2 separate regions of the Homo sapiens genome follow, and region 2 is linked to region 1. A link is an interaction called in ENCODE POLR2A ChIA-PET data of the cell type or tissue named here. Cell type or tissue: B cell. All regions are shown on one strand. Links, peaks and the distances in the headings refer to the core of each region. The heading gives the core; the rest is flanking DNA. Region 1 overlaps PIP4K2A (phosphatidylinositol-5-phosphate 4-kinase type 2 alpha). Region 2 has its middle 49 kb from the start of LINC03027.

Region 1 (2,812 bases), core at 39-2,538:
AGAAGAATGAGCAGGAAGCTTAGAGACCATTAAGTCCAGCTGTCTTTCTTTGCAGATAATCAGATAACAGAGTAAGGGAGGTGGGAAGGGTGAGTTGGAGGGAGGACGCAAAGCCCTGACTTCAGCCCATTGCTGTTGAGATGGATCACCCTGACACTCTGAGGCTGCTTCCTGGGTCCATTCTGTTTTGTCGTCATCTATGTCCTTTGCCCATGTCTGGTTTGAGAGGTCACAGGGAAGTGAGCAGGGGCCAGCAATAGAAGGAAGACCTTGTGGGCTGGGAATTTTCAATCTGAAACTTCCTTGTGAAATTTTAAATTCTCCTTTTAACATGTAAGTTATTATTGAGGCCTTTAGGAAATAACTTACTGTCACTTTTGAACTGATAGGTGCAGAATCCCCAATTTTGTCTGTTTGTTTTTATTTTTTAACAGAGTCTCTGTCTGTCAACTAGGCTGGAGTGCAGTGGTACAATCATGGCTCGCTGCAGCCTCGAACTCCTCAGCTCAAGTGATCCTCCAACCTCAGCCTTCCTTATAGCTAGAACTACAGGCACGCACCACCACATCCGGCTAATTTTTTAATGCTATGTAGACACAGAGCCTTACTATGCTGCCCAGGCTGGTCCCAAACTCCTGGCCTCAAGTGATCTTCCCACCTCAGCCTCCAAAAGTGCTAGGATTACAGGCATTAGCCACTGTGCCCAGCCCCCAATTTTGAATTTAAATAATGTCACTTTATTGCAGACCATATAACTCTCCAAGTGTGTCCATGACAAGGAATTTGATTTTTAATGAGAGTAGATCTCTCCAAAGCCTGGGTGGATTTCACTGGGTAATTTTATCTGGCTGCTTTCTCCTGAAGACAGACAGGTAGATAAGGGTAAGTGTTCCAGAAAGTGAATATTTTACTTTGGAGATGAAGAGGACTAAACCAGCCCTCTAAAGGGTGTTTTTAAGGCCTTAGGTAGGATCAGCTTCATCTCAGATTTGCCCTTTTAAATTAGGTGATTGAGAAGAGAAAGAATTTTTCTAAATGGTGTCTTCTGCTAGGCTTTTTTTTTTTCCATGCAGAGCTGGTCTTAACTTGCAAATTTCATCTTAATTTCTTTTTTTCCCTTCTCGTTTTTTTTAATCCTCCCAGCTTAGTAGTATAGAGAGTGCATATAGAATATAGAGTAACCCAGAATTCAGCACTCCCAGTATAAAAGATTGCTCCTTTCAACTTTGGCATTCTTTGTGAAGAAAATCTGTGGAGTTGTAAGCAGAGAAAGTGGATGGGACAGTCTTCTAAAGGCAGAAACCAGTGACAGGAGGAAAACAAGAACCTCCGACAATTCTCAGACCACATAAACTAATTTAAATAGACATGATGCAGTGTGCCACATGGTCAGAAATGTGAAGAATTCTTAGGGTTGACATCGTCACCACAGTCAACAGGACTCACAGGAAATGCTAAGTGCTGGTCCTCCTTCAGCCCTGTGTTACGCTGTGTGAGTGCCTGACTCTGGGCCCAGGGCTCAGCAGCACGGTCTTCCTGTCCCAAAGGCTTATTCCACAAACACATCTGTCTCAGCTCCTGCGTGGAGAGAAGACAGCTCCTACTCTTCCTACTCAGTTAATGTAAAGTAATGAACAGTCCTAGAATGAGTTCAGATAGCTTTGTACACATGTTAATAAAAGTGTAAATAACAGACTCCGGACTGCATTAGCACTGTGGCTGTTACTGATATTTTCTACACACTTTACTTGGCAAAATCGAAAACCTGAAGACAGGTTTGGTTTTGTGCCAGCTGGCTCACACTCTAAATTGGCATTAGAAGGTGTATGTCACTATAGAAAAATGACTGTCCCTTCATAATGCCCACCATACTCTGGAGCCCAGGCAGGGAAGCAGCACGGCAGGGGGAGATGGAGGCTCTGGGCAGGGCCCCTGCAGGGCCCTCCATGTACACCAGCCCACCTGATGTTGGAGAACTGAGTTGGGCAAGTCATTTCTGCTCTCTGGGTCTGTTTTCTTATCTGTATATTGAGTGGTTTGGAATCATCTCCAAGGTTGCTTCCAACTCTAATGCTCTTTGAGGTTTATTTATACATGGAGGGACCCCTCGGGGGCACCTGAAGGTCACTCCCAAGCTCTGTTTCCATCAAGGGCCTCCCAACTTGTCCAAGCATCCAACATCATGCTGTGATTCCTTTTTCCTTTGCAACAAAACAAAGCACACTGAGGAGTTTCTTATTCAGTGTCAGTAGATAGACTGTTTTGAGGCAGCACAGTGACTGTGTTGAAGATATAAGACCTCCTTCCCTGAGCTCATGTGCTCGTTCTAGCTGACGTTGTCCTGAATACATCTGGAATCTGTGAAGTGTTATTTTCACTGCATGTTCTCTTTCATCTCAGCCCAGGTGTCCTAAACCATCATTAGGCCCCTGCTGAGATGATGGTTGTACTGTCTTCTGATCGGACTCTGTTTCTTGGGACGGTTGTCCTGAGTCACCTTCCGAGGCCCATGCTTTACAGCATTTCCTAGAGCAACGAGTCGAGTCTTCGAGTAAATCCTTTTTTTTTTTTTTTTTTTTGAGACGGAGTTTTGCTCTTGTTGCCCAGGCTGGAGTGCAATGGCACAATCTCAGCTCACTGCAGCCTCCGCCTCCCAGGTTCAAGCGATTCTCCTGCCTCAGCCTCCCGAGTAGCTGGGATTACAGGCATGCCCCACCACGCCTGCATAATTTTGTATTTTTAGTAGAGACGGGGCTTCTCCATGTTGGTCAGGCTAGTCTCGAACTCCCAGCCTCAGGTGATCTGCCCGCCT
Region 2 (2,812 bases), core at 30-2,529, 110 kb after region 1:
AGGAGTTTGAGACCAGCCTGGGCAACACGGCAAAATCCTGTCTCTACAAAAAAAAAAAAAAAATTTAAATTAGCTGGGTGGGGTGGCTCACACCTGTAACCCCAGCTGCTTACGAGGCTGAGGTGGTAGGATCACTTGAGCCCAGGAGGTTGAGGCTGCCATGAGCTGTGTTCATGTTACTGCACTCCAGCCTGAGTGACAGAGCAAGACCCTGTCTCAAAACAAAAAATAATACAATCTATGAAATAAACAGCCACAATCTAACAATAACGGCTATAAAGTGACTTGACTTCACACCTTTCATGATTTCTCCAGATTCAACCCTCTTATCTTTATTCCATTCTTGATATTATCTCAAAGGAGAACTTGTCAGGGACCTAAGGTGATTCCCGGCCATACGTGGACTTAGGCCAAGTAGGGCCAACCCCAGCTGTACTGTTACGGTTTCAGAGAGATAAACCATGTAAGGCTCAGCTTCCTGATGTTTGAAATAAAGATCATAATACCTACCTGAACAGATGGTTCAGAAGATTAAATAAAATTATGTGTGAAGAATCCTTAGCACAGAGCTCAACATGTGTTATGAACCCAAATAAATGCCAACTATTATTGCATGGTTTGATTCCTCTGGTTTAGTAAGCACAGAATGACAGGCAGATGTTCCTTCCAGTGGGGGCATGTGACAGGCACACAATAAATGTGTACCGAATTAATTACTGAATTAATTAAGCAAAGGTCCTTTCACTTCATTTAAGAGCTACTATCTATTAAATCAATATGGCATTCGTTTGATAGTCCAGTGACACTTGAGCTGTATTATTTTGAAGAAAATCTATGACAGGAAATCTCTTCCCTACTTGACCTCAGAGATGATGAGTAAATAGTTCTGGTCCTTTACAAAAATTGCAAAGAACTGTGGATGGGGTCTTCCATAAATGAGAGGAGCTAAAATGTAATCAGGAGACTGCAAGAACTATTTTGTACAACAAATAATGGGTACTGAATTCAAACTTGAAGAATTATGAGTTATCTCCCTTTTTCTTCCAGTAAGGGTTTTTCTGGGCCAGTAGGAGCCCAGGAGTTCGAGACCAGCCTCGGCAACATGATAAGACCCCACCTCTACAAAGAATCAAAACATTAGCTGGGCATGGTGGCATGCACCTATAGTCCCAGCTACTTGGGAGGCTGAGGTAGGAAGATTGCTTGAGCCCAAGAGTTTGAGGCTGCAGGGAGCTATGTTTGCAGCCACTGGAACAATAATTTGTAGGGAATGGTAAAGGGGAATTCAAGTAGGAAGAAGGCCAGGTGAATCTTTAAACATGTGAACAATGTTTGTTTCAAATAAATCTTAGAAAAAAGATTCACCACCCATCAGAGAACACAGTTTTCTAACTCCTCTTTCTCAAAAAAAGTACCTATAAATGGGTTTTATACATAAATGTTGAGATTTTAAGGAGATATTTCATGCCCTGGGCATACAGCCAGCTTGTTGGCATATTTCAGGAAGAAAAGTATCTGGAAATATGTCATAATTGGAGAAGGAAGGCCAAATGATAAATAGTTCATCTAGTACAGCAGATCAGAATATGTCAGAGAGAGAACATTGGCAGGAAAGCTGCCTCAGGACGGATTTCTTGGAATTCTGGACACCACATGGATCAAATTAACTTCATGGTTCAAGGATATCCTGTTTTCTGAAGCTACTGTGCTTTGAACAACTTTGTAGCATCTGTTGGAAGCAAAATATAATCTGTGGCAACTCATTTATATTTTCAGAACTTTGCCTTCAAAGTCCTGGGGAAGCTCCTCTGATGTTCTAAGAATATGTAACCCATTTTTGGTAGCAGAGCTTTGGTAAAAGTTAATGGTCTCCTAGAGAAACAAGGGGCTCCTTCCCGGCACTGAGAAGGAAAAGTGGCAACATTAACCATGGCCATTAAGACAACAGGGCAGTGGCCAGCTGCAGTGGCTCATGCATGTCATGCCAGAACTTTGGGAGATTGAGGCAGTAGGATCACTTGAGTCCAGGGAGTTCACAACTAGCCTGGGCAATATGGCAGCACCCTGTCTCTACAAAGTATTCTACCTCTACAAAAATAAAAATGAAAATGTTGGGGAAAAGAAAAAACAGGAAACAAAAAGACAACAGACCCATAACTGCCAGGCCCCTCACAAAGAGTTGGCACTATTCTGTAAACATTTTATTTTCTTGACTTCTTTTTATCCTTCGATTTTTCCTCTGCATATTTGCAGCAAAGAGATTTCCAAGATAGTCAAAGTCATGTATTCTCCTATATTAAAAAGGAAAAACTGAGGGATTGCCTAACTCAATGCAAAGCTCTAATTCACCAGAACTGATTCAGGGCTGGACACTTTACAAAACAGGAGTGTGTGAGTGTGTGTGTGTCTGTGTAATAAGGAGGAGGGGAAGCTTAGCAGGAGAGAGCAACACTTTTTAATCATGACATTCTCTCAACTAATGGGTGTGTTCCTGGTCCTTAAGGGTAGATAGATTAAAATTAAAACAAAAACAAAACAAAAAAAGGTGGGGCGAGGTAGCTCACCCTCTAATCCCAGCACTTTGGGAGGCCAAGGTGAGCATATTGCTTGAGTCCAGGAGTTTGAGACCAGCCTGGGTGACATGGCAAAACCCTGTCTCTAAAAAAATACAAAAATTAGCCAGGCATGGTGGAACATGCCTGTAGCCCCAGCTACTAGGGAGGCTGAAGGCTGAGGCAGGAGGATCACTCCAGCCCAGGAGACAGAGGTTGCAGTGAGCTGTGATCATGCCACTGCAATCCAGCCTGGGTGA

What was found. ChIA-PET counts read pairs that join two places held together with the same protein. Peaks named below come from ENCODE experiments on the same cell type or tissue, not always from the same donor. Only the 100,000 strongest peaks of a DNase experiment are listed, where the experiment ranks them.
Region 2: POLR2A ChIA-PET joins it to region 1 with 7 read pairs; 2 of 35 experiments call an interaction of 5 or more read pairs at or near these places.

Annotation. Positions count from the first base shown.
Region 1 is chr10:22,595,973-22,598,784 of GRCh38, reverse strand. All of the region lies in intron 3 of PIP4K2A (phosphatidylinositol-5-phosphate 4-kinase type 2 alpha), which reads left to right. Among named protein-coding and RNA genes, the nearest start is that of PIP4K2A, 120 kb to the left of the region's middle. In B cell, for the core only: no CTCF peak of the experiment used is centred there; a DNase peak (open chromatin) is centred at 1,414; H3K4me3 peaks cover 240 bases; H3K27ac peaks cover 2,477 bases.
Region 2 is chr10:22,485,390-22,488,201 of GRCh38, reverse strand. No RefSeq gene overlaps it. Among named protein-coding and RNA genes, the nearest start is that of LINC03027, 49 kb to the right of the region's middle. In B cell, for the core only: no CTCF peak of the experiment used is centred there; no DNase peak of the experiment used is centred there.